Regions from separate parts of the Homo sapiens genome. Here all the other regions are linked to region 7. Evidence: chromatin loops called from intact Hi-C (ENCODE). Cell type or tissue: OCI-LY7. All regions are shown on one strand.

Evidence for each region. Hi-C counts contacts between places; a loop is a spot of excess contacts. Peaks named below come from ENCODE experiments on the same cell type or tissue, not always from the same donor. Only the 100,000 strongest peaks of a DNase experiment are listed, where the experiment ranks them.
Region 1: a loop joins it to region 7, with 6 times the contacts of the local background. A loop is called at or near these places in 7 of 110 quality-filtered maps.
Region 2: it touches region 7 in a loop (7-fold over the local background); 16 of 110 quality-filtered maps call a loop at or near these places.
Region 3: a loop joins it to region 7, with 6 times the contacts of the local background. A loop is called at or near these places in 5 of 110 quality-filtered maps.
Region 4: a loop joins it to region 7, with 9 times the contacts of the local background. A loop is called at or near these places in 11 of 110 quality-filtered maps.
Region 5: a loop joins it to region 7, with 11 times the contacts of the local background. A loop is called at or near these places in 3 of 110 quality-filtered maps.
Region 6: a loop joins it to region 7, with 10 times the contacts of the local background. A loop is called at or near these places in 5 of 110 quality-filtered maps.

What each region holds. Positions count from the first base shown.
Region 1 is chr5:156,834,407-156,838,406 of GRCh38, forward strand. No RefSeq gene overlaps it. Among named protein-coding and RNA genes, the nearest start is that of PPP1R2B, 14 kb to the right of the region's middle. In OCI-LY7, a CTCF peak has its summit at 1,736 (motif pointing right); DNase peaks (open chromatin) are centred at 445, 735 and 1,685; H3K4me3 peaks cover 1,486 bases; H3K27ac peaks cover 1,942 bases.
Region 2 is chr5:155,942,108-155,946,107 of GRCh38, forward strand. It overlaps a transcript of SGCD not described here. Among named protein-coding and RNA genes, the nearest start is that of SGCD, 380 kb to the right of the region's middle. In OCI-LY7, CTCF peaks have their summits at 1,897 (motif pointing right) and 2,100; a DNase peak (open chromatin) is centred at 1,904.
Region 3 is chr5:156,670,169-156,674,168 of GRCh38, forward strand. The region is part of intron 7 of SGCD (sarcoglycan delta); the gene reads left to right. Among named protein-coding and RNA genes, the nearest start is that of PPP1R2B, 180 kb to the right of the region's middle. In OCI-LY7, no CTCF peak of the experiment used is centred here; no DNase peak of the experiment used is centred here.
Region 4 is chr5:157,130,670-157,134,669 of GRCh38, forward strand. No RefSeq gene overlaps it. Among named protein-coding and RNA genes, the nearest start is that of MED7, 10 kb to the right of the region's middle. In OCI-LY7, CTCF peaks have their summits at 1,529 and 1,735; DNase peaks (open chromatin) are centred at 482 and 1,532; H3K27ac peaks cover 726 bases.
Region 5 is chr5:156,716,695-156,720,694 of GRCh38, forward strand. The region is part of intron 7 of SGCD (sarcoglycan delta); the gene reads left to right. All of the region lies in intron 4 of LOC105377673 (a long non-coding RNA gene), which reads right to left. Among named protein-coding and RNA genes, the nearest start is that of PPP1R2B, 130 kb to the right of the region's middle. In OCI-LY7, CTCF peaks have their summits at 2,480 (motif pointing right) and 3,969; a DNase peak (open chromatin) is centred at 2,507.
Region 6 is chr5:157,025,708-157,029,707 of GRCh38, forward strand. It overlaps HAVCR1 (hepatitis A virus cellular receptor 1), which reads right to left. Exons shown (of 9, transcript NM_001173393.3): 9 at 3,706-4,000. Among named protein-coding and RNA genes, the nearest start is that of HAVCR1, 31 kb to the right of the region's middle. In OCI-LY7, CTCF peaks have their summits at 72 and 1,547 (motif pointing left); a DNase peak (open chromatin) is centred at 1,534; H3K4me3 peaks cover 432 bases; H3K27ac peaks cover 351 bases.
Region 7 is chr5:156,933,284-156,937,283 of GRCh38, forward strand. All of the region lies in intron 5 of TIMD4 (T cell immunoglobulin and mucin domain containing 4), which reads right to left. Among named protein-coding and RNA genes, the nearest start is that of TIMD4, 28 kb to the right of the region's middle. In OCI-LY7, CTCF peaks have their summits at 1,786, 1,992, 3,529 and 3,728; DNase peaks (open chromatin) are centred at 109, 674, 1,768 and 3,888; H3K4me3 peaks cover 1,107 bases; H3K27ac peaks cover 4,000 bases.

The DNA of each region.
Region 1 (4,000 bases), 99 kb before region 7:
CCTCTACCTCCCAAGTTCAAGCAATTCTCCTGCCTCAGCCTCCCGAGTAGCCAGGATTACAGGCATGTGCCACCACGTCCAGCTAATTTTTGTATATTTAGTAGAGACAGGGTTTCACCACGTGGCCAGGCTGGTGTCGAACTCCTGACCTCAAGTGATCTGCCTACCTCAGTCTCCCAAAGTGCTGAGATTACAGGCGTGAGCCACCACACCTGTCCTATTAACCACAATTTTAAAAAGGGAGGTCTGGCACAGACTTTGCTCTTTTGCCTCCTTTGTCCTTTCTTCCTGTCCAGAGTACAGATCATGCCCAAATCACATAAGAACCATCTAGAGACCAAGAGGTAATTAGCAAGAGGATGAAAGCAACATAGTATTCATGATGACAAAGTAGAAAAATAGCCTCGGGGTCCCTGTGGCACTAGCAGCCTCACAGTCCAAGCCGACTTCCCCCAGGTTTTTTATTATGAAAGAAAAATGAAGTCTTCTTTGCTTAAGGTACTTAGCAAATTTTCCATTACTTGCTGCTAAATACACTCCTAATAGATACAGCTCCCTGTTGCCTACTCACAGAAATGCCTAGCAAGGCGTCTAAGACCCTTCCCAGTCTTGCCCCCACCTCCCTTTGCAGATTTCTCTCACCCTTTTTTCTCATAAGAACTCGACTCCAACTTTGCTTTCTCTAAACAGAATGTTCACCACCCTGCTCTGTGTCATCGCTCACGGCAGCTCCCTACTTTGCATGCCCTCCCCCGACCACCTTTGCTTAGCTACTCTTCAGCTCCACCTCTCCCAGAAACACTTTACCTTGCTCCAGCAAGAAGTAAAATGCTCCTTCTTCTGAAATTCAAAGAGCGCTATTTGTATGCCATCTATCACCAGTATCCAATCCATCAGCAAGTCTTTTCAGACCTATTTTCATACTGCATCTCCCCAAAAACCACTTCCAGACATGACTACTCATATTATCTACTGCACACCACTTTTAGCTCTCATATGGATACCCAAAATGGCCCTGATCTGGCCTACGTATTCCATTCTTACCCCTCTCCCTCTGGTCCATTTCTAACACAGGTGCCAGAATAATCTTTTTTAAAATGTTAAGTCAGATCATGTCATTTCCTGCTCAGACCCTCCAGATGGCTTCCCAACGTCCTTGGAATAAAATCCAAATTCCTTTCCGTGAACCACCTGCCCAGCACCTCACAATGTGGTCCATTCTCCCTCTTCAACTCCATTTTTGCTCCTTTCCACCTGTTCACTCTCACTCAGCCATGTTAGCCATCCTCTGTTCCTTGACAGCGCCAGTCTAATTCCAGACTTAAGGCATTTGCACTTGGCATTCCCTCTGCCTGGAATGATCTCCTCCCAAATCTATACATAACTCATTCCCTAACTTTTCTGCTTCAATGTCATCACCCCAGATAGGCCTTCCCAGACCACCTTACCTAAGATAGATGACCCAAACACACTATCTAACCTTCATTATGCTTTGTCTTTGTAGCATTTACCTGACCCTGAGTTTATATATACATGTATTTTTTAAATTTTCTTGTTTATTATGTAACTCCCCTCTGGATCGTCAGCTCTGGCAGAGCAGGGGCTGTGTTCCGTCCATCACTGTGTCTCTAGCACCTGCCACAGTGCCTGGCACATAGTAGGTGTGGCTACTGTAACTCCTTCCTGTTTGTTTACAATCTGAGTACCTGCTTCATTATGGCCACTAGGTGGATATCTACAACTTGAAGTCACATCCAATGTTTCCTCCAGTTCTTCCTCCTTCTCCTGCCTCCTCCATCCTGCCATTCACCCTCTATACCTATTACAAAGCATAGAACATCGAAATATTGGAAAAATGAAAGAGCTTTTCATTTCTGGTTTTATTTTAAGTGTATCAGCAATCTCTTTCTTAATATGTAATCTTACCTAAGCTAACAAAAATTGTCTTCCACCAATATTTAATTACTCTTCCACAAAATGGTAAAAACTCGATATCGCTTCTTTCCATTTATATAAGGTCTTACATTTTAAATAATTTTGATACTAATGACTATATCATTTTATTCTATTTTTCTTTCATTAGAGAAAGTGAAGTTCTATTTTTTATTTTTATTTTATTTTGAGACAGAGTCTCATTCTTGTCACCCAGGCTGGAGTGCAGTGGTGTGATCTTGGCTTACTGCAACCTCTGCCTCCTAGGTTCAAGCGATGCTCCTGCCTCAGCCTCCCAAGTAGCTGGGAGCTCACCACCATGCCCAGCTAATTTTTGTACTTTTAGTAGAGACGGGGTTTCACCATGTTGGCCAGGCTGGTCTTGAACTCCTGACCTCAGATGATCCGCCCCCCTCGGCCTCCCAAAGTGCTGGGATTATAGGCATGAGCCACCGCAACCAACTGAAGTTCTATTTTTCAATTTCATTAGAAAAAGCAAAGCCACTTTGAATCCTTCTTGCAAATAGACATAAATATATTTTTAAATACAAAAGATAGTTTAAAAATCTTAACAAATAATGGTGTACTATTTAAAAGAACAGAATCACTAGCAACCACGAGCCCTTACACACAAATATTTGTTAGCTTCTCTTTCTATTTCTGCTTGGAATCATTCCACTAGCTGACTGCTACTGAAATCTAATTTTCCAAGTTTCTTAAGAATACCCTTTCAATGCCAAGTCTCATTCCAAACAGCAAATCTCATTGACCTACGCCCATGACTGAAGTTCTAATGACTAAAATCCTTCAGCAGCGCTACTATTTCAGATCAAGTTATTAAAACTATAGTTCCCCTCAAATGCACATTGATTAGTGAAAGAAGCCAGCCTGACTGGCAACACACTGTAGGATTCTATACGACAATCTGAAAAAGGCAAAAATATAGAGGGTAGAAAGATCAGTGGTTGAATGTACTATCACTAAATTCTACACTTAAAAATGGTAAAAATGGCAAGTTTTATGTCATGTATACTTTACCATAATTTGTTTGTTTGCTTTTTGAGACAGTCTTGCTCTGTCACCCAGGCTGAAGTGCAGTGTTGTGATATCTGCTAACTGCCACCTCCACCTCCTGGTTCGAGAGATCCTCCCAACTCAGCCTCCTGGGTAGCTGGAACTACAGGCACACACTGCTATGCCCAGCTAATTTTTTGTTTTAGTTTTTGTTTTGTTTTGTTTTGTTTTTTGTTTTTTTTTTTTAGTAGAGATGGGGTTTCACCATTTCGGCCAGTCTGGTCTCAAACTCCTGACCTCAAGTGATCCACTCACCTTGGCCTCTCAAAGTGCAGGGATTACAGGCATGAGCCACTGTTCCTGGCTGGTTTTACCATAATTTGTTGAAGGGCAAAAAAAAAAAAAAAAAAAAAAAAAAGAGCAAGTGTCAGAGGTGCAGGATGAGAGGTGAGGAGGAGTAATAGGTAAATCACAGGGTGGGTTTTAGAGTGGTAAAATTATTTTGTATAATACCATAGCCAAGAAAGCCATGAATGCATAAGCACGTGCATGTGTCAAAATACACGGAGCTGTCAAACACAGAGAGTGAACCCTAATATAAACCGTGGATTTAAGGCCCAGCATGGTGGCTCACACCTGTAATTCCAGCACTTTGGGAGGCCGAGGCAGGCGGATCACTTTGAGCTCAGGAGTTCGAGACCAGCTTGGGCAACATGGTAAAACCCCATCTCTACAAAAAACACAAAAATTAGCTGGGCGTGGTGGCTTGCACCTGTGGTCCCAACTACTTGAGAGGCTAAGGCTGGAGAATAGCTTGAGCTAGGAAGCAGAGGTTGCAGTGAGCCGAGATCAGGCCACTGCACTCCAGCCCGGGTGACAGAGTGAAATCCTGTCTCAAAAATAAATAAATAAATAAATAAACAAACAAACAAACAAACAAACTATGGACTTTAGTTAATAAGAATGTACCAGTATTGGCTCACCAATTGTAAGAAATGTACCATACAAATGTAAGATGTTAATAACAGAGGAATCTGAAGGAAGGCGGGGAGAG
Region 2 (4,000 bases), 990 kb before region 7:
TAATATATTATATATGTAATATAGTATTACACATATACATGAACAGACATGAACTATGTGAAGATAATGGAGACTGGACAAAAGCAAACAAATTGGAGGAGAGTCAATACTTGAAAGAGGGGTATGGCAGTGGATAAGTTTTGTTTTTATAGCATTTATCTATCATCTATGTATCTATGTATGTACGCATGTATGTATGTATGTATGTATGTATGTATGTATGTATGTATCTATCTATCTATCTATCTATCTATCTATTGTCTGCCTACCTACCTAATCAATCACGTGGGCTAAAACCCTCAATCTTTCTGGCATGAGGAATTTGAAAACAGAATTTGGGGCAACTTGAGAAGTTGAAAAGTAGGAGAGAGAGAATTCTAGAAAGGACAGCACAGTAGTGGAAGCCCCAATTCTTCATATAAACTCTTGTCAAATCTCTGGTTGACCCCTAAACTATGCAAGTATGAAGGCTAAAATAATTGAACAGAGATTTCAGTGGCTGCCCAATGCAATGGAGGCAGAATTTGGAGTTTCAATAAAGTCAAGTGTTGGCTAAAATAAACAAATAACAATGACAGAAACAGATTTCAGAGGAACAGAACACAGATAGAAACTATGATGTACAATATGCAGGATACCTATCAAAATTCCTAGACACAGACATATGAACAAATAGGAAAATGTGAAGATACTTAAGGCAATAAACCAAGGCAACCCCAAGATAATCCAAATGTTAGAATTAGCAGCAAGGATTTTAAAACAGGTGTTATAATTATGTTCAACCATGTAGAGTACAATGTGTTCATAATGAGTCATCATAGTCTATGTTCTTCATGAACATTCCATAATGCCTCCTAGACTTTTGTTAGTGTGTTTTCCACATAACAGATTTAAAAAGTGAAGGACAGAAAAGTGTCTTGCCTAAATTATTTGTACAGCTATGATAGAGTTGAGGACAAAGTCCAGGTAATCTTATTCCCTAAGTAGATTTTCCATAGAGGTTAGGAGCTCAGATGCCATAGTATATCTGTCTTGGTTTGAATCACTTACTAGCTATATTAATATATTTAATTAATCTAAGCCACCTTTTCCTTAAATAAATTACTATGAGAACTACACATGCTATTGCATATAAAATGCTTGACAAAAGTGTTTGACACATAGTCCCCAATAACATTTTTGTTACAATCACTGTTGTCATCATCATTATCATGCCATCCTATATTCATATGTGGAATTCTGCTTTATTGGTGAAATTTAATTACTACATTAATTAGTGAAAAGGGAAGAATCTACCCTGGGAGTCTGTTTCTTCATGTATTTATTTAAAATTTAGTAAGCACCTACTTCGTACAAGAAACTGTGCTTGATCTAGGAGAGACATAGGCATATATAAGACATGATGGTTGTTATCAATGGACTGTAATAACTAATTTTAAAAATTAAATAATTTGCATAGAAGGGAAACCAATAAACTCCAGAACTATATTTTTCTGATTTTTCATAGTTGGTATAGATGAGATGATTAAAGTTTCACAGGTGTAATAATCCCCTTAATGTCAGTAACAAATAGTCATCCAGTTCCTCTTTGGGGGTTGCTCAACCCTACAGGAAGTGGAAGCAAATTATAGAGCCACTCCTCTGAAAACATGTACACACCAACACAATTTTGAACTCAAATGTAGGGATTTACTGACTCTCAAACTCTATTTACAGACTCTCCATTGCAGACACCTCTACTTTTAATAATGCAAAACTGGCTCCTTCAAAGTTACCCACTTTACTGTAAAGCAGCCCCTTTATTGTCGAATAGCTCAAAGGTGAGAAAAAACTTCCTCAGAGCTGAAATTTGCATCTTTGAACCTTCCACCTGTTCAGTGGTCCTCCTTCTGTCCTGCAGAGGGCAGCCTGCACCATTCTGCATGACCACAGCCCTGCAAGTATTTGAAGATAGTTTGTTCTGCCTTGGCTGTCTCTGGGCTGAATGTCTCCATTTCTTTCTGTGGTTATTCATTTCTCATGGGATGCAGACCATTTATCAGCCTGATTGCCTTCCTCTAATTGTGCACTAGCTCTGTGAGTTGTTTCCTTTAGTCACACAGTAATATATACTTACTGTAAATTAAGATCAAACCAAAACCCAAACAAAGGAAAAATTATAGGGTTTTGTATGGGGGGATAAAAGTAAATGTGTATATATGTATTACTTAGGCAAATCACATTCTTATGAACGATGATTGTTAAAGGTTTGCAGATGCCATTCCAGACAATGACTAGGCATGTGCTGTGCATTTATCTGTATACACACGTGTTTTTTTCCTACTCAAATTGCACTGTTCTCTAGCTTTTAAAAGCTTAATCTATGATAGACATTGTTTTACCTTAAGCTATAGATTACCTCGTTGGGTCACATGGCATCAAAAGTATAGAGTTGAGAACAGAACACAACATTTTAATTATTTAACTTAGAATCAGCGCTGTTGTTACAGTCATAATAGTTTTATTTGTTCAACAAATATGTATTGAAGACATACTGTGTTAAGTGCTGCGATAAGAACATACACTGTGAAGATATGAACCTTACCCTCAAGAAACTCATTATCTAGTGGCAAAGACAGATAATCTGACAAAAAATGTGGTAAGTTTATGATTGCACTGAATTTGTTTCCAACTTCGGGTCATATTTTCTTCTCCTTGTCTTTGTAAACTAACCTTTAGCATATCTTTTTGAAGTTAGGCTAATCTTTAAATACATGATCTTTTGTCTTCCCAAATACATGCCTTTGAAGATGTAAGAGCCATGCAAAAAAAAATAATAATAATAAGGGAGTGTAAATCTCACCATATAGATGGTGGCCCAAGTGAACAAACACATACCGAGAGTTTTTCTAGATACCAGTGGTTTTATTTGTTTCTGATTTTAGGTACCAAAAATAAACCACATCAACAAATAGATAGAAGTTAAGTTTACAGATAAATTTCCACTTGTTTTCAAGAAGAATTAATATCAGTTAGAACTGTCTACAAATGAAAATTTTGAGAACCAATGAGGTCTGTGTTATTGGATACATTCAAGCAGAGTTTGTAAAACCATGTTAATACTGCCAAATGAACTAACTGGCTTGGAGTAGACATTCAGTAAATATTTGTAGAAGGGATGGAAGGAGAGAAGGGAGAAGACAAAGGACAAGAGGCAATAGGGAAGGGAGAGAGAACTTTTAGTCATTCATTCAAAAATATTTATTGAACATCAACTCTGTGCCTGGCTCTGTGTTAGTTACTGGGAAAACAGTGGTAAGAACAATAGAGATGATCCCTTCCACTCATAGGATTTACAGTGTAATGGGGAAGACAAAGACCAAGTAAAAACATCACACCAACATGCAACTACAAATGATGGTAGGTTCTGGAAGGCAAAAGCCTGAGGAGCTGTGAAAGCATTTGCAGAGGACGGAACTAGCCTGAGGCTTCAGGGAAGACTTCTCTCATGATTTAAGTCTTCTGCTGAGCCAGCAAGTGGAGTGTCCAAGCATAAGTGCAGATTGTGTGTCCGGAGGGTGGTGCCAGGGACCCTCAAGGAATACGAGAAAGACCAGTGTTCCTGAAGCCCAGAAGAGGAGGTGGATGGCGAGATAAGATGGGGCTGGAGAAGCGGCCAGGGACCAGCTCAGGTAGAGCCTTGAAGACCACAGTGAGGAAGTTTTCACCCTGAGGATTTAAAGGCAGGAGCGACTTGTTGTGATTTGCTTTTTAAAATATCACTGTGGCTGCTTTGTAGAGAGTCACCTGGAAGGGTGGATGTGAGGGAACCAGTTCAAGTGGGACAGTACAGTTCAGATGTGACAGGGTGGGAGCATGAAGGGAGGTGGATGGATCGGAGAGATATACGAGGTAAAATGGGCAGAGCATTGTGATGAAACATGGATAGGAAACTGAGGGTACATGCAGTTGGAAGGTGTCAAGCGTGACTCTTACAAATATTCACATTCCACTGGGTGGC
Region 3 (4,000 bases), 260 kb before region 7:
TAAAAATCATAATGAGAGGGTATAAAATTGTGCTTTTATCCATGTGGTCAGGACGGACATGACATTTTAAAAATAAATGATAATCTCTCAGCTTTTTAGAGCAGAATGGGCAAGCGTGTTTATTTCCCGAAATTCCTAAGTTGTGGCCATTTTCTTCCTCAAATAGAGTAATGTGATTTTATTATTGTTTTTAACTTGATTAAAATGTCAGCCACTGTCATTTATTATGGAAAGTGTGTGGGGTATATTCTGTTATTCTTCACCAATACGCAATTGCTTTCGACTCTTCCTTTTTTTCCCCTCAGTGGGATGCCCCTGCTGGGTGTATAGACAGAAAATCTTGCTTAATTACCCCTTTCATGATCCTGGCTTGAAGCCAGCCTTGTTTTATTCCACTTATAACCTTTTCAAAACAAAGAGTAATGGGAGTTTAGAGGAACAAGCTTACAACAGTTTTTACCTGAAATAAGTTGAGAACCAGAAAGTACATTTTTTAAAAATATCAGCCAAAGGGGTTCTTATTTTTTCCTCAATCCAGAACTTTCCATGGTTTATTAGACTATAATATGAATGAGAGTAAGACGATCAGATCTCAGGGAAAACTAGATAAGCCTGTCTAATTTCCTGGCCATGGGCTATGTGCCATGTTGGGCTAGATGTCCTTCCTTGTTTGCTGTCCTTCAGTGGCTGTCACTAACTTGAAGGTAAAATTTCAAAGCAATAGCATTCATATACAATCTTAGCCATTGGTCGAGTCATCTCCCATTACCCTTTCCCCCTCCTTTCACCTTTTCTTAGTTGTATTTCTTCCTCTGCCCTTTCCCTATTTTCCATTCCTTCCACTAAGCATGTAATTCCTGCTGTCATATTTTAATTTCCAATGTTCTTTACACTATGGTGGTTTCCTTTTATAGCATCCTGTATTAATTTCATAGAGATACTGTCTTCTTTTTTCTTTTTGAGTCTATTAATAATAGTTTCTCTCAAGTTTCTTCTGTTTTCCACATTAAAAAAAAAAGAAAGAAAGAAAGAAAAATTCAGGTCTCTGGCTTTCCAATTGGAGCTTTATCAAATGGTTGGTGATTCATGGATATCTATTGATTCTTTTTTTTTTTTTTTTTTGAGACAGAGTCTCGCTCTGTCACCCAGGCTGGAGTGCAGTGGCTCAATTTTGGCTCACTGCAACCTCTGCCTCCTGGGTTCAAGTGATTCTCCCGCCTCAGCCTCCTGAGTAGCTGTGATTACAAGCTCACACCACTACACCTGGCTAATTTTTGTATTTTTTAGGAGAGAAGGGGTTTCACCATGTTGGTCAGGCTGGTCTCGAACTCTGGACCTCAGGTGATCCACCCACCTCGGCCTCCCAAAGTGCTGGGATTACAGGCATGAGCCACTGTGCCTGGCCCTATTCATTTTTAAGAATGAAGCAGTAAGAGTCTGCTGGAAAGTTTTGTGTACATAGATGGGACTTATTGGGTGGCAGGCTTCTAGGTAGAAGCATGAGCTGGGATTTTTAGGTGGATGCTTTGTGTCAGTGCATTTTGCATTGTCATAAAGGAATACCTGAGATTGAGTAATTTATAAAGAAAAGAGGGTCATTTGGCTCACAGTTCCACATGCTGTGTAAGAAGCATGGCACTGGCATCTGCTAGGCTTCTTGTGAAGCCTCAGGAAGCTTTTACCTGTGGCAGAAGACAAGAGGAGCCAGCATGTCACATGGCAAGAGAAAGGGAATAAGAAAGAGACACCGGGCTCTTTAAAACAACCAGCTCCCATGTGAAATAATAGAGTGAGAACTCCACTGTGAAGGCACAGTAGAGTTTATTTATTAGGGACCTGCCCCCATGACCCAAACACCTCCTCTAGGCCCTGCCTCCATCACTGGGAGCCACATTTTAATATAAATTTGAAAAGGATAAATATCCAAAGTATATCAGACCCCAAATGTCAGAATCTGTAGGTATTTTCTCTTGGGCTGGTCATTTTCCCCAGAGAGAAATCCTAATCCCTTGCTTGGGATACATCTGGTTGTCAATATTGTTCATATTGGAGTGTTGGAGGTTTCACTCTTAAATATGTAAGTTTTCATATAATTCCATTTTTAGTCCAGCACTGTTACCCTCAGCTGTCCTGGTATCACAGATTCCAGAGTTAACCTCAAGTCTTAAACAGTAAGGGTGGTCTGGTTGCCAGGATGTACATAGTGAAGAAACAGTCTCTAGGGGTCTTATGGTTTCTCACAGAGACCTAAACAAATCTTCCTGAGTGCAGCCCCACCAGATGCTCCCAGCCACAGAGGTGCCTGGTAGCTCTGATTCCTGGGCCTGGCCATGAATTTACAGCTTGAATCAACCCACAGCTCTGTCTTCACCAAACCCACAGGCTCTTAGCTTTTAGCTTCCCGTCATCTGCCAAGGAAATTACTATTTGTTGCTTGCTTTTCAACTTCCAAAGCATTGTTGACATGTTTCTTCTGTTCTTACTTCTTCTCTCTCCCTTCGTCCCTTCATCCTTATGGGTTTGGGTCATTTTAGGGTCCATTTATAGCCATTGTATGAGTGTTTCAGGAAAGAGCAGAGGTAGACAAAGGTGTTCAGTTCAGCGTTTAATCAGAAGTCCTCTGTCCCCTGTCCGTAGGCTTTAGATATCCTGCCCTTCTCTTGTTTGCTGTAGAGTGCCTTAGAGCCTTTATGTTGCCGTTCTCTTTTCTTGAAGCACTCGTCTCTACATTTTTCTAGATAATTCTATTTATTTTTCAAGTCTCAGCTTTAATGTCTTTTCCTAACCTAAGGACATCTTTCTTGGTACACCCTAGGCTCACTGTACTTCCCCTATTACACACATACGCAGTGCCCTACACGTCTTCATTTTTGGATTCATTGACTGAAATGTCTTCCACCTTTGCCATTGTCTGCAAGGGGTTTCAAGTTAGATGAATCATTACAAATCCATTCCCCTCAAAAGTGTGTGTTCAGCCAGCATAAAGATAAGTAACTGTCTGCAACACATTGTTTATGAAGGAGGGCTGTCAAAGCTTTCCTGGGGTCTGTAGTTATGCCTAAGCACATATTTATCTCATGCCTTTCTTTTTTCTATTCATAATATATCATTTCCGAAAGAGAATAATCCATTCCTCTTTCATTTACTGAAAGCAGTTTTAAAACTTCACATTCCTTTTTTGTTCATGGGCTGTGCAATAGTCACGCTTCAGCAGAACTGTGCTTAATTTGAAGCCCCTGGCCTACGGTTCCTATTCATCTTCTCAAGCATGGTTGTCGTAATTCACAGAGGAAGGCCAAGTCCTCTTTTACCCAGTTATACCTTTCATTGCCGCTTCCTATTCACAACGGAAGATGAGTTTCCAGTTCTTTGAGCTTTTTTCACAAATATAACCTGACTCGTTAATGATAATTTTCCTTGCCTGGCATCTGGGCTCAAACACACTCACTCCAGAATAACAAAGCACAGAGGAATTTGAATCCCTTGACAATCCAAGCACCATATCCCTAACCTTGAATAGAAAATAGATGCTAATAAATTCAGGGTCTTAAAAATGTGAATTATAGTCACTTCACACTTCGTGGCAGCTTCATGCTGAAGAAATAGCTTAAAACTTAATTACAATGCTTGTCCCTTCCTTAAGTGCAGATGACATTCTTCAGATAGATTTTTGCCATGACATGTGAGGAACAGAGTTTAGAAGCTAATAAGTTATTCATGATGGAGAATATTGACTGTGTACTGATTAAAGTGTTGACACCTTCCTAACATAATGCATCTGTCTATTAGTGTATGGTTCTCCCTCTGGCCCTCATAGAATGCTCTTTGGGAAATGATGAAAATGCCATTCAGCCTTTGAATGCAGATGTATGTATTAATAGCAAATGTGCCTGATGAGTGGGATTAAAATGGAGAGCAGAAGGCGTTAGGCTTCTTCTGATTGCCTACCCCTGCAAATGACTAGGCTGCTCTTTGATAGCCATTTGTGAGACACACAAAC
Region 4 (4,000 bases), 200 kb after region 7:
TTATTCATTTATTTTTGTATTTTTTTCTGGCAATGTTTGGCAGACTTGCCAGCAAAGCTATTTTTTGTTTGTTTGGTTTTGTGTTTTTGTTTGCTTATTTGCTTTTGCTAATCAGCTGACTTTAAGATTCACCAGTATAGCTATTTGAACTTTTAAGTTTTCTTTGTGAGAAGATTTTGACTATTGATCCATTTATTTTAATTGTTAGAGAATTATCCTGGTTTCCTATTCCTCAATCTGTATTGGTAATTTTCTAAGAATGTGTCCATTTTGTCTAAATTTTCTAACTTATTAAAAAATCCATATTTTACTTTTTTACTATAATAATGTCCCCCCTTTCATTTCTGCTATTATTTGTGCCTTCCTCTTTTTTTTTTTTTTTTTTTCGTTATCAGTCTCCCCTGCAAGTAGCAGTGACTCAGAGCCCCAGAATCAAGCACCACTTAAGCCTCCAGGGCACTCCTGCTGCCCTTTCAGATCAGATGCTTCTGCACAGATGTTTAGCGGGCCCTGAGTATGTCGCTTCGAGGCAAATGAGTTTCAGAAAGAATTAGGATGGGTCTCCACGGCACGTGTTACCTATGCAACAAACCTGCACGTTCTGCACATATACCCCAGAACTTAATATAATAAGTATAATAAAAAAAAACTAAAAGAATTAGGATGGGTCTTCTCTTTCATTCTCAGCGTTAGATGGTACCTACGCTATGCGGAGATGTGTATTATGTTTACCATTGTTAAGGAAATTGAGTTTTATGGAAGTTTTTTCTTTTTTGAGACGTAGTTTTTCTCCTGTTGTCCAGGCTGGAGTACAATGGTGCAATCTCAGCTCGCTGCAACCTCTGCCTCACGGGTTCAAGCAATTCTCCTGCCTCAGCCTCCCGAGTAGCTGGAATTACAGGCATGCGCCACCATGCCCGGTTAATTTTTTTTTTTTTTTTTTTTAGACGGAGTCTCGCTCTGTCGCCCAGGCTGGAGTGCAGTGGCACAATCTCGGCTCACTGCAAGCTCCGCCTCCCGGGTTCACGCCATTCACCTGCCTCAGCCTCCCGAGTAGCTGGGACTACAGGCGCCTGCCATCACGCCCAGCTAATTTTTTGTATTTTTAGTAGAGACGGGGTTTCACCGTATTAGCCAGGATGGACCCGGCTAATTTTGTATTTTTAGTAGAGACATGATTTCACCATGTTGGTCAGGCTGGTCTATGAACTCCTGACCCCAGGTGATCCGCCTGCCTCGGCCTCCCAAAGTGCTGGGATTACAGGCATGAGCCACGCCGCCCAGCAGGAAGTTAATATACGAAACCGAGATATACAGCTGATTAAACAGTAGAGCCCTAGGATTCTGGGGTGTTTTCCAACACCAACCATTTCTCTAATTCAACAGACAAAGTACGTATCTAATGATTCAATTTAATTCTGACACTAACTACCCAGAGTTAAGTTAGGGTAAGCAGTACCTCTGAGTTTCTTCATTTTAGTCTACTCTGCAACCAGCTACAGCTCTTAAATCTGAGGTAAGAGTGCCACTTACTGGTAGCCTCATCACAACGCAACTTGAAACCCGCTCACAAATTTAATTCTAAGTGCCAGTGGCATGCAAAAGAAAAAAGGCTCAGTACGGTATGCATATATTAAAACATTACATTGTACCTCACAAATAAATAATTTGTCAATTAAAAATAAAATAAAACTTAAGTGCTTTGTAGCCATTCTCCTATTTAATCCTTGGATTAATCCTATGAAGAAGCTTCTGTAATTTATATTTCTGTGATTTTTTATTAGTAGCTTTGTGAAAACACTCCAAAGTTTAGAATCCAATTACCTACATCATAGCCCACCAGCCAAATCCAGCCTGCTGTCTGATTTTGTACTCTCACATCTAAGAATAATTGTACATGCTAAATAGTTGGAAAAAATCAGAATAATTCACATATGAAAATTATTGAAATTCAAAATTCAATGTCCATATAGAAAGCTGTATTGGAACCGAGCTCTCTTGTTTATGCATTGTCTATGGCTGCTTTCGACCCACAGCAGTTGAGTAGCTGCAATGGAAACTGTACAGTCCTCAATGCCTAAAATATTTACTAATTGAATCTTTACAAAAGAGTTTGCCAATTCCTGACCTAGATTCCAACCTGAGCAAACCTAAACTCTAATCCTCAATTTTCATTACTCATAAAATGGGGATAATACCTACTAAGAGTTTTTAGGAAGATTAGAATTATAAGCACAGAATCTCCTTAAGATACTCATAGAAGTCTAAGCTAAGACATAAGCACCTTAATATGTTCAAAGGGAACTCATAGTTTCCATCTATAAATCTGTTCAGCCCAGTATCAAGTAGTATTTGCAAGCATGGATTTTAGGGTCAAAATATTGGCTCCACTCTTGGTTTCGCTACTTACTTACCTACGTGACTTAGTAACAACATGAGGGAATGGAGAGGCAATGAAGTATGAAGGTTGAGTGTTCAGGCTTGGAAAACTAGAATGCCTAGTTTCCATCCTGGCTTTGCCACCCACTAGTCAGTTAACCTTGGGTAAATTACATAACTTCTCTGAGCCTCCACTTCCACATCTGAAATATGAGTGTAAAAAGAATACTGATTTCATTCAGTAGTTGTAAGGCTAAAATGACTTTATTTATACAAAGAGATTAAAACATTGCCAGCAACTTACAGCCATAAATACCATCAGATTTAGAAGGTTCTTCACAGGATTGTTCTAAGGATTAAATAAGAGAACAGCTACAAAGCACTTAGCACCATTTGCAGTACTTAGAAATCTATCAGAGTACAGCTAGTACCCTTCCTACTGATTCTCTGTATTTTAGTAAAATCTGATGAGAAATCAATTGCAAACATAATTTCTCATCAGATTTCAGATAAAAACCCAATTCCTTCCCTTGGTTCTCTAAATCATGCACATCTGTCCTCCACCTGCTTCTGAAGCTCCAACCTCCTCCCTCACCATATTGCAGCCATAGTAGCCTTTCTCATCCAAATTATGCCAACTTTCTATCTCCTCATGAGATATTTGCACCTGCCGTTCCCAGTAACCTCAGGGCTCAGTGCATGAGTTGAAGCTGCCTTTCTTTATGTTTTTGAGACATGGTCTCACTCTGTCACTCAAGCTGGAGTGCAGTGGCATGACTGTGGCTCACTGCAGCCTTGACCTCCTGGACTCCAGTGTCCCTTCTACTTCAGCCTCTGGAATGGCTGGAACCCGTCATGTGCCATCACATCCAGCGAATTTTTAAATATTTTTGTAGAGATGGGGTCTCCCTATGTTGCCCAGGCTGGTCTCGAACTCGTGGACTCAAGTGATACTCCTGCCTCAGTTTCTCAGTGATGGGATCACAAGTGTGAGTCACCGTGCCTAGCAAAGTTGCCTTCTAAATTCCTTAACAAATGTGAGGTTAGGCATGGTGGCTCACACCTGTAATCCCAGCACTTCGGGAGGCTGGAGGATTACTTGAGCTCAGGAGTTTGAAACCAACCTGGGCAACATAGTGAGACCTCATCTCTACTTAAAAAGAAAAAAAAAGTTTTAGGCCGGGCATGGTGGCTCACGCCTGTAATCCCAGCACTTTGGGAGGCCAAGGCAGGTGGATCACGAGGTCAGGAGATCGAGGCCATCCTGGTCAACATGGTGAAACCTCTTCTCTACTAAAAATACAAAACTTAGCTGGGCATGGTGGTGCACGCCTGTAGTCCCAGCTACTCGGGAGGCTGAGGCAGGAGAATCACTTGAACCAGGGAGTTGCAGGTTGCAGTGAGCCAAGATTGCGCCACTGCACTCCAGCCTGGTGACAGAGTGAGACTCCATCTCAAAAAAAAAAAAAAAGTTTTAAAAGACAAAAAAAAATGTACACATTCCTTGAAAAGGGAAGATAATGTGGACAAGGTGCTTTGAACAGGCAATAGGAACATAACTGGAAGCAAGATTCTTCTGAAGGTGCTGTAATGGCTGAGTGGTTAAGACACAAACTTATCA
Region 5 (4,000 bases), 220 kb before region 7:
AGAATGCTTTGTTTCCTTAAAAGGCTTCTCCTTCCCATTAACCAGCTCCCTTGTCTCTGAGACAGCGTGTCATGCATGATAGAAACACAGCCCATCCCCTGTAAAGGACTGCTATGTCATTTACACATCTGTTCCTCCTCCCTCGATAGGGGTGGAACAGAGAAGCTCTTTAGGCACACATTCAGGAAGCTAAGCCCCAATTCTTTCTAAACTAGTTTTCTCCATATTATGCTTTTTAATTAAACCTTTCAAGGTTTAATTAGGAAACAACATGAGTCATCTTTGTTTCTGAAAATGTATTTGTGGTTTGGCTAATTATGTAGTGAGATTTAATATGATTTCTCCTCATGTGTGAAATTAATACATTGAATATTTTTAAAAGGAAAACATCTAAAGCATTTACCTGGGCACCAGATGGTGAGCAAATAATCAGTTCAAAGGAATTCCTCTTAAAGTAATGCTAAGAAAAGCTGTGCTGGCTTTAACTGGGTCACTTTACATAGGATGCCTCAAAGAGAGAGAAACACTGTCTCTTAACCAATACATCCATTCCTGCAGCCTTTAGTGTCACTCCATTGCTTGGAGATAAGATCTAGCTTTCTTTACAAGGTGCTTCACTCTAATACTGACTCCCACCCAACTCGTGAATGCTCTTCTCCAACTACATCCTACACTGTCATTCTTCAAAACCATGACGCTCCCTCATGCCTTGGTGGTCTTGTACATGGTGTGGTTCTCCCTGCAGTGCCTTGTCTCATTGTTTTTGGATAAACTTATCTGCATTTGAGTTAACAATATCTTTATTTTCTGTATTCTGATGCTTTGACATCATGGGGGAATTGCTGACGCTGGAGGAACTGCCTCTTGCAGGGTTGGTGAATTCCTAGACACAGCAAACAGCTGCCTACCTGCAAACCTCCTTATTTCATATGCAAACCATCTAATCTAGGGAACATATCCAACCACCTCCATGATCAGGCTCTCACTTTCTGGACCACTGTCTCCCTCCCCTAATCACTCCAGGGTCAGGTGCCAGACAACTGGGGACAGCCCCTCCACCCAACACCACTGAAAAATTCCTCAAACTAGCCCATCCTAAGCTTGCTATGTCTTTGCTTGGTCTCTCCATGGAACCCACAATAGAGGCTCCTGCCCACATTTTCCCTTCACTCCCTGTGCCTCCTGACCAACCCCCAAGGCTTTCCTATGTGACCCCTCTTGAGTGGCATGATATGCCTCTGCCTCTAGGGATCTGTAGGCATAAGGTTCTTCCATCCTGACAGTACTTTCTATGTCTGCTTGTTTTAACTGTAACCAAGATTTGTCATAATTGGTTATAGTAAAACATCTTTCCAAGTGCAGCTCAAAAGCTACTTTCTCTGTGTTGGCCTCTCCATTTCTCTTCCAAAGATGCTTACTGTTCACAAGCTGCATTGTAATACAAACATGTCTGTCTTCCTCATTAGGCTAAGCTTTCCTAAATTCCATGCCATGTTCTTCTCTGAATTCCCAACCTTTAGCATGAGGCCTGACATAAGTACTATGCAGTACACATGAGGAGTACGTGAATGAAATGAAAATAATACACCCTTTCAAGCTGAATCCATTAGTAGCAGATGAGTCAGAAAATAGTAGGGTATGAATGTTTCCCTAATTCTCCCAATATGAATGGGCACTGTAACTTGTTGGTTCAAAGTACAAGTCCCTCAATTTCAACTATGCCATGTCCCAAGTATGTGGCTTTGGAAAAGGTGTTTCTTCTCAATGTGCTTTGGTTTTTTTATCTTAAATATAGGGATAATAGGCCAGGCTCAGTGGCTCACACCTGTAATCCCAGTACTTTGGGAGGCCGAGGTGGGTGGATCACTGGAGCCCAGGAGTTTGAGACCAGCCTGGGCAACATAGCAAGACCCAGTCTCATAAAAAGAAAAAAATATAAATTATTTTATATAGGGATAATAGTAGTATCTATCTCCAAGTGCTTTAAAGATGAAATGGGCATGGTGGCTCACATCTATAATACCAGCACTTTGGGAGGTTGAGGCAGGAGGATCGCTTGAAGCCATGAGTTCAAGACCAGCCTGGCAACAAAGTGAGACCCTATTTCTACCAAAAAAAAAAAAAAAATGAAAGAAAAAAATTAGCCAGGTATGTTGGTACATGCCTGTAGTCCCAGCTACGTATTATATTATATATATATAAAGATGAAAAGAAATAAGGCCACAGGTCTTTTGACAAACTCTTTGCTCTACCTGTAATACTCTTTTCTTCTCCTCCTCTACTGCCTAACCCCTCCTTACCCTTGATGTCACAGCCCCAGGGCCACTTTATTAGAGAAACCTTCTCTTATGTTTATGTATACAAATATGCACACACACATACAGAGAGAGAGAAGTGGAAGGTGGGGAAAATAGAAAAAGATTTATTTTAAGGAATTGGGTCACACACTTGTAGAGGCTTGGCACACAAAATTTTCAGGGTAGGCCAGCAGGTGGAGACCCAAGAAAAGGTTGCAGTTTTTTTGCCAAAAGACTGCCTTTTGATACAACTGTTGTTCTTCCAGGGAAGTCAGTCTTGTTCTATTGAGACTTTCAACTGATTGGATGAGGCCCACCCACATTCTGGAGCCTAATCTGCTTTACTCGAAGTCCACTGATATAAATGTTAATCTCATCATATATTATAGATATATATATGATGTATATATACACACACACACACAGAGAAACATCTAGAATAATGTTTGACCAAATATCTGGACACCGTGTCCTAGCCAAGTTTACACATATAATTAACCATTAGAGATTGTAACCTGAATGAGGGCAAGATTCAGTTTAATATGCCTAACTGCTGTATCTAGCACATTAATAATTATTTTTCGAGTGGACATACAGTACTGCAGAGTACATACCTAAATGCATAGTCTGTGGTGGATGGTGTTGCACTATACAATAGAAACTTAGGAAACAGCCAGGACCCAGCAATTTAAACGGCTGTCATATGATGAAAGGAAAGTTCCCAGAACATCCACTAGTGAAGGTCTGTAAGAGGGGTGATAGGTAGAGGGAACCAACAAGATGACCCTTTAGCCTAGGCCCTAAGCACAGAGGGTGACGGCAGTCAAAGAAACTTTTTTTTTTTTTTTTGGCTATCTGTCAGTTTTTGTTTCCAAACCCCAATGTAGACTTTAATAAGCAGAGCTGGATCACACTTGGGTCACAAGGATTACACAGTTCTCCTTAATCTCCTTTTACCAAAGACTGACCCAGAGAGAAACACTCTCTAACAGAGGCCCACCTCAAATGCCTTACTGCTCCTTCCAGGTACTTAGCTCCTACCCTGGTAGTCCCAGAAGCTCTACCCCTGCCTTCTCTGCAGGAGGGAATGAGGACTGGCAGAACTTTCAGATGCCACAAGGAGCCAAAAGAGACCACGTTTGTGTACATCACTTTTTATCTAAGTGTTTCAATGAACAGTCACCGAGCATCAATTCAACAAATGGATATTGAGCACCAATTATGGGGAAAGGAGATGCAACAGGCCATATAACTAATAAGCAAAGGTCAGGCAGGAATAAATATTAGGGAGAAAAAAGAAAGTAGGACCAGTAGGAAGGTGAGCATCTGGGGAGGATTCTGTTATAAATGGGTGGTCAGGAACGACCTTTCTAATCAGCTGACATTTAAGCATACACCTGAAGGGACTGAGCCAAGTATATATTTGGGGAAATGTGTTTGTGCAAAGGTCCTGAGGATGTATCATGCTTTGTTCGGGGAAGAGCACAGTAACTGATGTATCTAGAACAGGGTGAAAAAGGGGAAGAATATTCAGACAGGAGGATGGAGAAGCAGCACGGAGCCAGATGCAATGAAGCATTCTGGATGATGTAAAGACTGGACCTCTCTCCCTGTCTGAGGTGGCTACCACCTGTGGGTTTTGAGCAAAGGCCTGAAATCAGGGTCATGAAGAATCAATGGGTGCCCAGCAGAGGGCCTGTACT
Region 6 (4,000 bases), 92 kb after region 7:
TTTTGTATTTCTTCCCTACTAAGCTCCTTAGAACCTGGAGTTCAGGGTTGTTTCCTGAAGAGCACCTGACACCTGTGTGACTTGCCACAAATTTGATCCACTTTGACTAGAGCTCACAGCAAGTTGAAGATGGCTGACCCAAACTAAATGATGAGCCAGAGAAAATATCGAGTCGGTTTTCAAATTTGTTCCATTGCTGTTTTGTTAAAACAAAGCTGTTTTGTTTTCAAGAGACAAACAAAAAAAAACTTTTATTAATGAGTATGCATATAAATAAACCTAGACAACCACGAAGAGTCCCTCACAGTTTCATGTATTCACAGAATTATTTCATCTTTAAAGCCATCAGTGAACAATTAGTTCTGCTACTTGTTAAAGTTGTGCAAAATTTCTCAATTTAAACATACAGTCTTAATTATACCACTGTTCTAATGTCCCAAGACTGATTGGAGGTAATGGAATCTCAACAATATCTTAAATAGTAATTTAAAAAATTCATTGCGATCTACAAGACTAATATATCTAAAGGAAAATAATTCATATTCACTAAATTCCTCCCCTTTCTTCCTTCTTACCTATTCTCCCTTTCACTTGACAATTTTTTTCTACAGTATATGATGATGGCCAAATTACCCAATATCAACTGTTTCAAAAAAGAAATGTTATTTTAAAAGATACCATACAGCAAGAGACTTATAGGTGTAACACCATTGAAATTATTTGCTAAGCCCTGGCCAGGCACGGTGGCTCACACCTGCAATTCCAATACTTTGGGAGGCTGAGCAGGCAGATCACTTGACATCAGGAGTTCAAGACCACCCTGGCCAATATGGTGGAACCCTGTCTCTACTAAAAATACAAAAATTAAGTGGACATGGTGGCTATCCCAGCTACTCAGGTGGCTGAGGCAGGAGAATTGCTTGAGCCCGAGAGGCAGAGGTTGCAGTGAGCCAAGATTCTGCCACTACACTCTAGCCTGGATGACAGAGCCAGACTCTGTCTCAAAAGAAAAAAAAAATTATTTACCAAGCTGTGTTTTCGTAGTGTTTTTTAATTCTCCAAACTGCTTCAGTATCTGTAGTGTTTTTTACATTTCAAAGACTTCTCACATGTAACATTTCATTGGAATTAGCACTGTACATCATAGTTGATATGGAAATTATTACATCTACAGATGAAGAAAATGTAGACGTAAAGAACCATTTGCTCTAATGTCATCCAGTGTAACTGCTAAGAGTTAGGATTAGACTCAAGTCCTATCCCTAATCCTGTATACTACCCTAAACTCCTAAGCCCCCATACATTGTACTGCACAGAATGCTACTAGTGACTGTACTCATGCATTCAAACAAGTTTTGGAAATGTGTTAAGCAAAGCTAACCAGATTCCTGGAGTATTACGCATCATAAATCCTCAGGAAGGATCCAGAGAATAGGGCAGTTGCCATAAAGTTAAAAGCCCCACAGGTGTCAGGCAGGTAACAAAGGTGAGCATGCAGGGAACATAAGGATTTGGGGATTAGAGGATGCAGCCCCATCTAGTGGGACCCTGGTCACATAGCAATCCAGTCCAATCTTGCCAGGTCTTTCCAGAGAAACTACAAATCTTGGCTTTAATTTCAAATCTCCAATTTTGTGCATGTTGCCTCAAATTTAAGAAAAAAAGACACTATAGCTTTTAAAAAATAAAATTTTTGACCAGATCGGGCTGGCCACATTTGGGAAAACTGAAATACCATGTATCACAATCTTATTTGCCCACAGAATTTTCCTTCAAAGGACCTATAAATTTCCTAGAATGATAACTGCGTTAAAAAATGTTGCCTCTGGCTGGGCGCGGTGGCTTATGCCTGTAATCCCAACACTTTGGGGAGGCCAAAGCGGGTGGCTCACCTGAGGTCAGGAGTTGGAGGCCAGCCTGGCCAATATGGTGAAACCCTGTCTCTACTAAAAATAAGCTGGGCGTTGTGGCGGGCATCTGTAATCCCAGCTACTCAGGAGGCTGAGGCAGGAGAATCACTTGAACCTGGGAGGTGGAGGTTGCAGTGAGCCAAGATTGTGCCATTGCATTTCAGCCTGGGTGACAAGAGCAAAACTCCATCTCAAAAAAACAAAAACAAAAACAAAAAGTTTCCTCTGAAAGCAAGCATCCTGTTGCCCCAGACAACTATGGTATGGGTAGCTCTGAACCTCAACCATGAATTATTTCAGAGTTTACTCAAACTGAAATTGAAATTAATACCCAGCCTTAACTGTTCATGTAGAAATGTTTCTTTTCTGACAAATCTAGCCCTTGCAAATCTATACTTAGTAGAGAACAGTGTTTCTCCATGTTGGTCAGGCTGGTCTCAAACTCCCGACCTCTAGTGATCCACTCACCTCAGCCTTCCAAAGCCCTGGGATTACAGGCATGAGCCACCATGCCCGGCCGGCAAATATATACTTCTAAACAATTATACTGGTTTAGTATAATTGTTTTTTATATATTTTTATACTGACTAAAGATATCCTTACAATAAGCCTAATTGAATTGTAAAAAAAAAAAAAAAAAAAATACAGGAATTGATTAGATATGAGAAAGACACTTTGCCTTTCCAAAACAATTTTATCTTTTTTTTTTTTCCTTAAATTTTTTTCTTAATAGAGATGGGGTATTGCCATGTTGCCCAGGCTGGTCTCAAACTTCTGGGCTCAAGCTACCTGCCCACCTTGGCTTCACAAAGTGCTGGGATTACAGGCATGAGCCACGGCGCTAGCCTCCTAAACAATTTTAAACATGAAAGTGGTTTGGAGGCGATTTAGAATTTGGGTCAAAACTAGTGAGTTTCAAACACTTATATCTGCAATGTAACTTATAAGGCAGAAAAGGCAGACTTTTCCCTACTCCCGCCTTTTTTTTTTCTTTTATTGCTGATCTTCTTGGTTCTAAAAATTTGTTCAGAAAGCCTGATGGTTGTTTAAATGCTTAGCACCATGACACACGTGTAATAAAAATTGCATAAATGGACCAGGCACGGTGGCTCATGCCTGTAATCCCAGCACTTTGGAAGGCCAAGGAGGCTGGATCCTCTGAGGTCAGGAGTTCGAGATCATTCTGGCCAACATGATGAAACCCTGTCTCTACTAAAAAAATACAAAAAATTAGCTGAGCATAGTGGCGGACACCTGTAATCCCAGCTACTCGTGAGGCTGAGGCGGGAGAATTGCTTGAACCCGGAAGGTGGAGGTTACAGTGAGCCGAGATTTCACCATCGCACTCCAGCCTGGGCAACAAGAGCAAAGCTCCATCTCAAAAAAAAAAAAAAAAATTGCATAAATATGTTAAATCACCTGGCAAATGATTTTCTTCCCCTGGTGTCTATGTGTTCCATACTATTGTAGGCTCTTTAACTGGTAAAACAGCTACCCCAATTCAGAGATCCAGTACTTAATGCATCACATTTCCAGAGTTATGAGAAAACAGCTAAACCTGTGAGTTAGACTCACTTTGTTTCCCCACGGAGGAAATAAAAACCCACGATTTGAAACCTTTGGAAAACATAGGAAATGCAACATTTGGAAGTATAACATAGAAACAAGAGATAATCATACAATGCTTCCAAATGAAGTCTCACGTTGGATTTGCTGGTTTTTAAGACAGATTCCCCTCTTCTGGACAGCTGTGATGGCCAAGATAGAAGTTCATTTGCTATGTTTCCAGGGACTATTCTCTTTGATGTATACAGGATTTATGGGGTCTAAAAAGAACATACAATTATAAAGTGTTCATATTTGAGAGAAAACTGCAATGATCAGAAGGATTGAGCCAGTTTTAGCATAAAAAATTAGGACTACATTAATGATGAGGTTGACTATACACAGTTTGGAGTGAGAGAGTTACTCTACCCAGTATCACTGACATGTTGGAATGCCAGATGAAACTGAAACAGAAAAATTGTCTTGGGGTCTAAAAGACGTCTGATGTGCTGATGTCTGTTCAGTCTTCTGCACTCATGGGCGTA
Region 7 (4,000 bases):
AGGTGGAAGGGTCGTTTGGGGCCACAACTTTGAGACCAGCCTGGGAAACATATCAAGATGCTCTCTCTACAAAAAATTTTTGTAACAAATTAGCCAGGCATTCTAGGCTGCAGTGAGCTATGACTGGTTCACTGCACTACAGCTTGGGCAACAGAGTGAGATCTCGCCCCCCAACCCCCCCCCAAAAAAAGCTGAAAAGTGAAAGGATATAGTCCAAACTGTAACAGTGATAATCTCTTTATCTGTTCATGGGTGAGAGTGTTGTTTTGTTTTGTTTTGTTTTGTTTTGTTTTGTTTTGTTTGAGACAGAGTCTCACTCTGTCTCCCAGACTGGAGTGCAGTGGTGCGATCTTGGCTCACTGCAACCTCCACCTCCCAGGTTCAAGCGATTCTCCTGCCTCAGTCTCCTGAGTGGCTGGGATTACAGGCCCAGCTAATTTTTGTATTTTTGGTAGAAATATGGTTTCATCATGTTGGCCAGGCTGGTCTCAAACTCCTGACCTTGAGGAGCTGTGATCCACCCACCTTGGCCTCCTAAAGTGGTGGGATTATAGGTGTGAGCCACCGTGCCCGGCCCTTTCTGGCCCTTTACGGAAAAAGTTTGCAGATCCCTATTGGTCTACTGGTGCAAAAACAACCCCCATGGTATCAAGGAATTAATTTAATTGTAAGAGCCTTCAGAAGTTAGGGTAATAATAGACTTCCTTTTCAACATGGCTATGCTTACCGTGGTACACCAGAACCTGCTTTGTCACTTAATTAGAACTGTGCTATGTGCAGTTCTGAAATGGCATTACAATTTTAGACAAGAAGATCTTTTAAGAATCCACTTTTAATATCATCCCCGTTCCCATCCTATTCATAGAAACTTGCTTTAAAATTAGCAGAGACTTCCTCTTTGAATACATTTATTGAGCTCTTACTATGTGCCAGGCACAGTTATAAGCACTTTGTATAAATTATAATTTTTTAAAAACCTAGAGACAGGGTCTTGTTCTGTCGCCTAGGCTTAAGTGCAGTGTGCAATCAGGGCTCACTGCAGCCTCAACCTCCCAGGCTCTGGCTCACGGTATCCTCCCACCTCACCTCTGCTTCCCAAATAGCTGGGACTACAAGTGTGTGCCACCACACCTAGCTAGTGTGTGTGGTTTTTTTTGTTTGTTTGTTTGTTTTGTTTTGTTTTGTTTTGGTAGAGATGGAGTTTTGCTATGTTGACCAGGCTGGTCTCAAACTCCTGGGCTCAAGTGATCCTCCCAAGTCGTTCTCCCAAAGTGCTGAGATTACAAGTGTGAGCTACCATGCCTGGCCAAATTATCACATTTAATGTTCATAAACCCATTTTACAGATGGTAAACTGAGGCTGAAAGAAGTTACATTGATTGCCCAAGGTGACACAAACAAAGGAAATTTGAACCCAACTCTGAATGACTCAAAAAAAAATGTTCTTAACGAATCTGACAGAAAAGAAAAAAAGCATATTATAATCCTACTTGAAAACACAAATTCTCGAATGAGTGAGCTTCGAGCCAGAAATCAACGGAAAAGAAGAGCACTCTGTCTTCTCAGTGGGTGCATTTTAAAACAGATATCACATATGTTGACTCATCATTGAATTCATAGATGCTGGGACTCATCTGTCCTATGTTTAAAACAAAATTAGTTCTGAAATAAGTCAACTCAAAGATACAACTTCAACGCAATCCTAGAATTTTAGAAGTGACAAGTGCAAGCCTTCAGAGAACAGTTTCTTTTCTTTCATGGGTAGCCTCGGGCTTACGCTGCCCCCTGTGGATCATGGGCGATATGGTCTTAAAAAATCCAAAAGAGCAAAAGAATCCAAAAATCACAATCTGAATGTTTAAGAGTTGGGAGGGATTTGAAATTGTCTCCTCCAATTTCTTTTTTTTTTTTAATTTGTCAAGAGGGAAGCTGAAATCTAGAGAGAAAAGTTCATTTGCGCAAGATTTTACAGTAAATAACAAAGGAAGGGACTACGTATTTTGCTGACCTCTACTCAGAATTCATATTTTCTGACCTTTCCCAGCAGCACTAATACAAATCCGGAATTTCAAAACTCCTTTTGAAAGTGGAAGCACACATTTATTGAATTCGCATGCTTGCTTCAAATTCTAAAGGACTTTACATGTTTTTATACACTTAAATGAATATATACACTGAAATGAATAAATCAACAGAGCATTACATACATCAGTCAGGCGTTCCTTAGTTCCAAGGGAAGAATTGGGTGGGGTCCATGTTGGTAATTTTGAAAGAGAACAGAGAGCAAGTTCTGTTGGCACCCAATGTGGTTCAGAAAGAGAAAGAAATGGTGAGATACTGTCACATTTCACGCAGATTAGGTAGATAGAAGGAAACCAGGGATTCTAGAACACCATTGTTCAAGAGGCACCTTGGTTCTGAACCTTGGCCTCAACCTTCCACTAGCAACAAAATCTCATCAACCTTGAGACACCCTAGCAACAAAATCTCATCAACCCTGTGAGAGCCTAGAGTCACCTCCTTAGGCTTCTGTTCTCATGTGCCAATAGCTGAGGGTCTCAGTAAAGCACAGATAAGACCTCATTCCTAATCCTTCATCACTGGACTCTCCTCTGGAGGGCAATGTCTAGCACTGGGCTTTGCCCACATTAGCTGATCAATAAATCTTCAATGAGACCAGGCACGGTAGCTCATGCTTGTAATCCAGCGCTTTGGGAGGCCGAGGCGGCCAGATCTCTTGAACGCAGGAGTTCAAGACCAGCCTGGGCAACATAGGGAGACACCATCTCTACAAAATAAAAAAAAATTAGCTGGGCATGGTGGTGCATGACTGTAGTCCCAGCTACTCAGGAGGCTGCGGCAGGAGGATCGCTTGAGCCCAAGAGATAAAGGCTGCAGTGAGCCATGATCACACCACTGCACTCCAGCCTGAGCTGCAGAACGAGACCCCATCTCAAAAACAGAAATAAATAAATTAACTAATCTTGATTGAGGGAGGTGGGAAGATCTGCATTTGACCTAAAACACTCAGAATTATTGATAACAACAACAATAATAATAAATGGCTACCATATACTGAGCACTTACTGCATGCCAAGTACAATGTGAAGTACTTCTCATGTTCTTAGTTAATTCTCAGAAAATGCTCGTCAGTAGTTCCCATTACTGCCCTCATCTCACAGTGGGAAACTTGTGGCCTGGAGAGGTCAGGCAACTTGCTCAAGTTGCATAGTAGGAAGGGACAGAGCAAATCTTGGAGCCAGGATCATTTAACTTCAAAGCCCAAACTCCTATCCTCTGGGCTCTATGGACTTTGGAAAATGTGGCAAGATGAGTGCTGGAGAGTGAATACAATGGGAAGAGTGGCTCACGCCTGTAATCCCAGCAGTTTGGGAGGCCGAGGTGGGCAGATCACCTGAGGTCAAAAGTTCAAAACCAGCCTGGCCCACATGGTGAAACCCCGTCTCTACAAAAGTACAAAAAAAAAAAGAAAAAAAAATTAGCCAGGCATGATGGCGGGTGCCTGTAATCCCAGCTACTCAGGAGGTTGAGGTAGGAGAATCGCTTGAACATGGGAGGCAGAGGTTGCAGTGAGCCGAGATGGCGCCCTTGCCCTCCAGCCTGGGTAAGAGAGCGAGACTCCGTCTGGAAAAAAAAAAAAAAAAAAAGGAAATGAAACCCCAGTCCTGTACCACCTGGATGGGTACAGTTTTTGGAAAAGAGATTCTAATAATCATTATTATCGATGATTATTATTGTGAGTACAATGTAAGCATCTGAAAGTGCACAAAGCACTTTCACATACATTATCTCATTGGAGCTTTAATATGAGTCTATGAGCTAAGTAAACTTGGGCAGACTTATTGAAAGAGGAGGAAATGAAAGCTCTGAGGGGTCCATATCTTGCCCAAGGCTGCATAGCTAATAATGAGAGCTAGTGAATGGTAGGGCAATGACATCTGATTCCAGGTTCCACTTCTTTTCCTCTCTAATATACTGC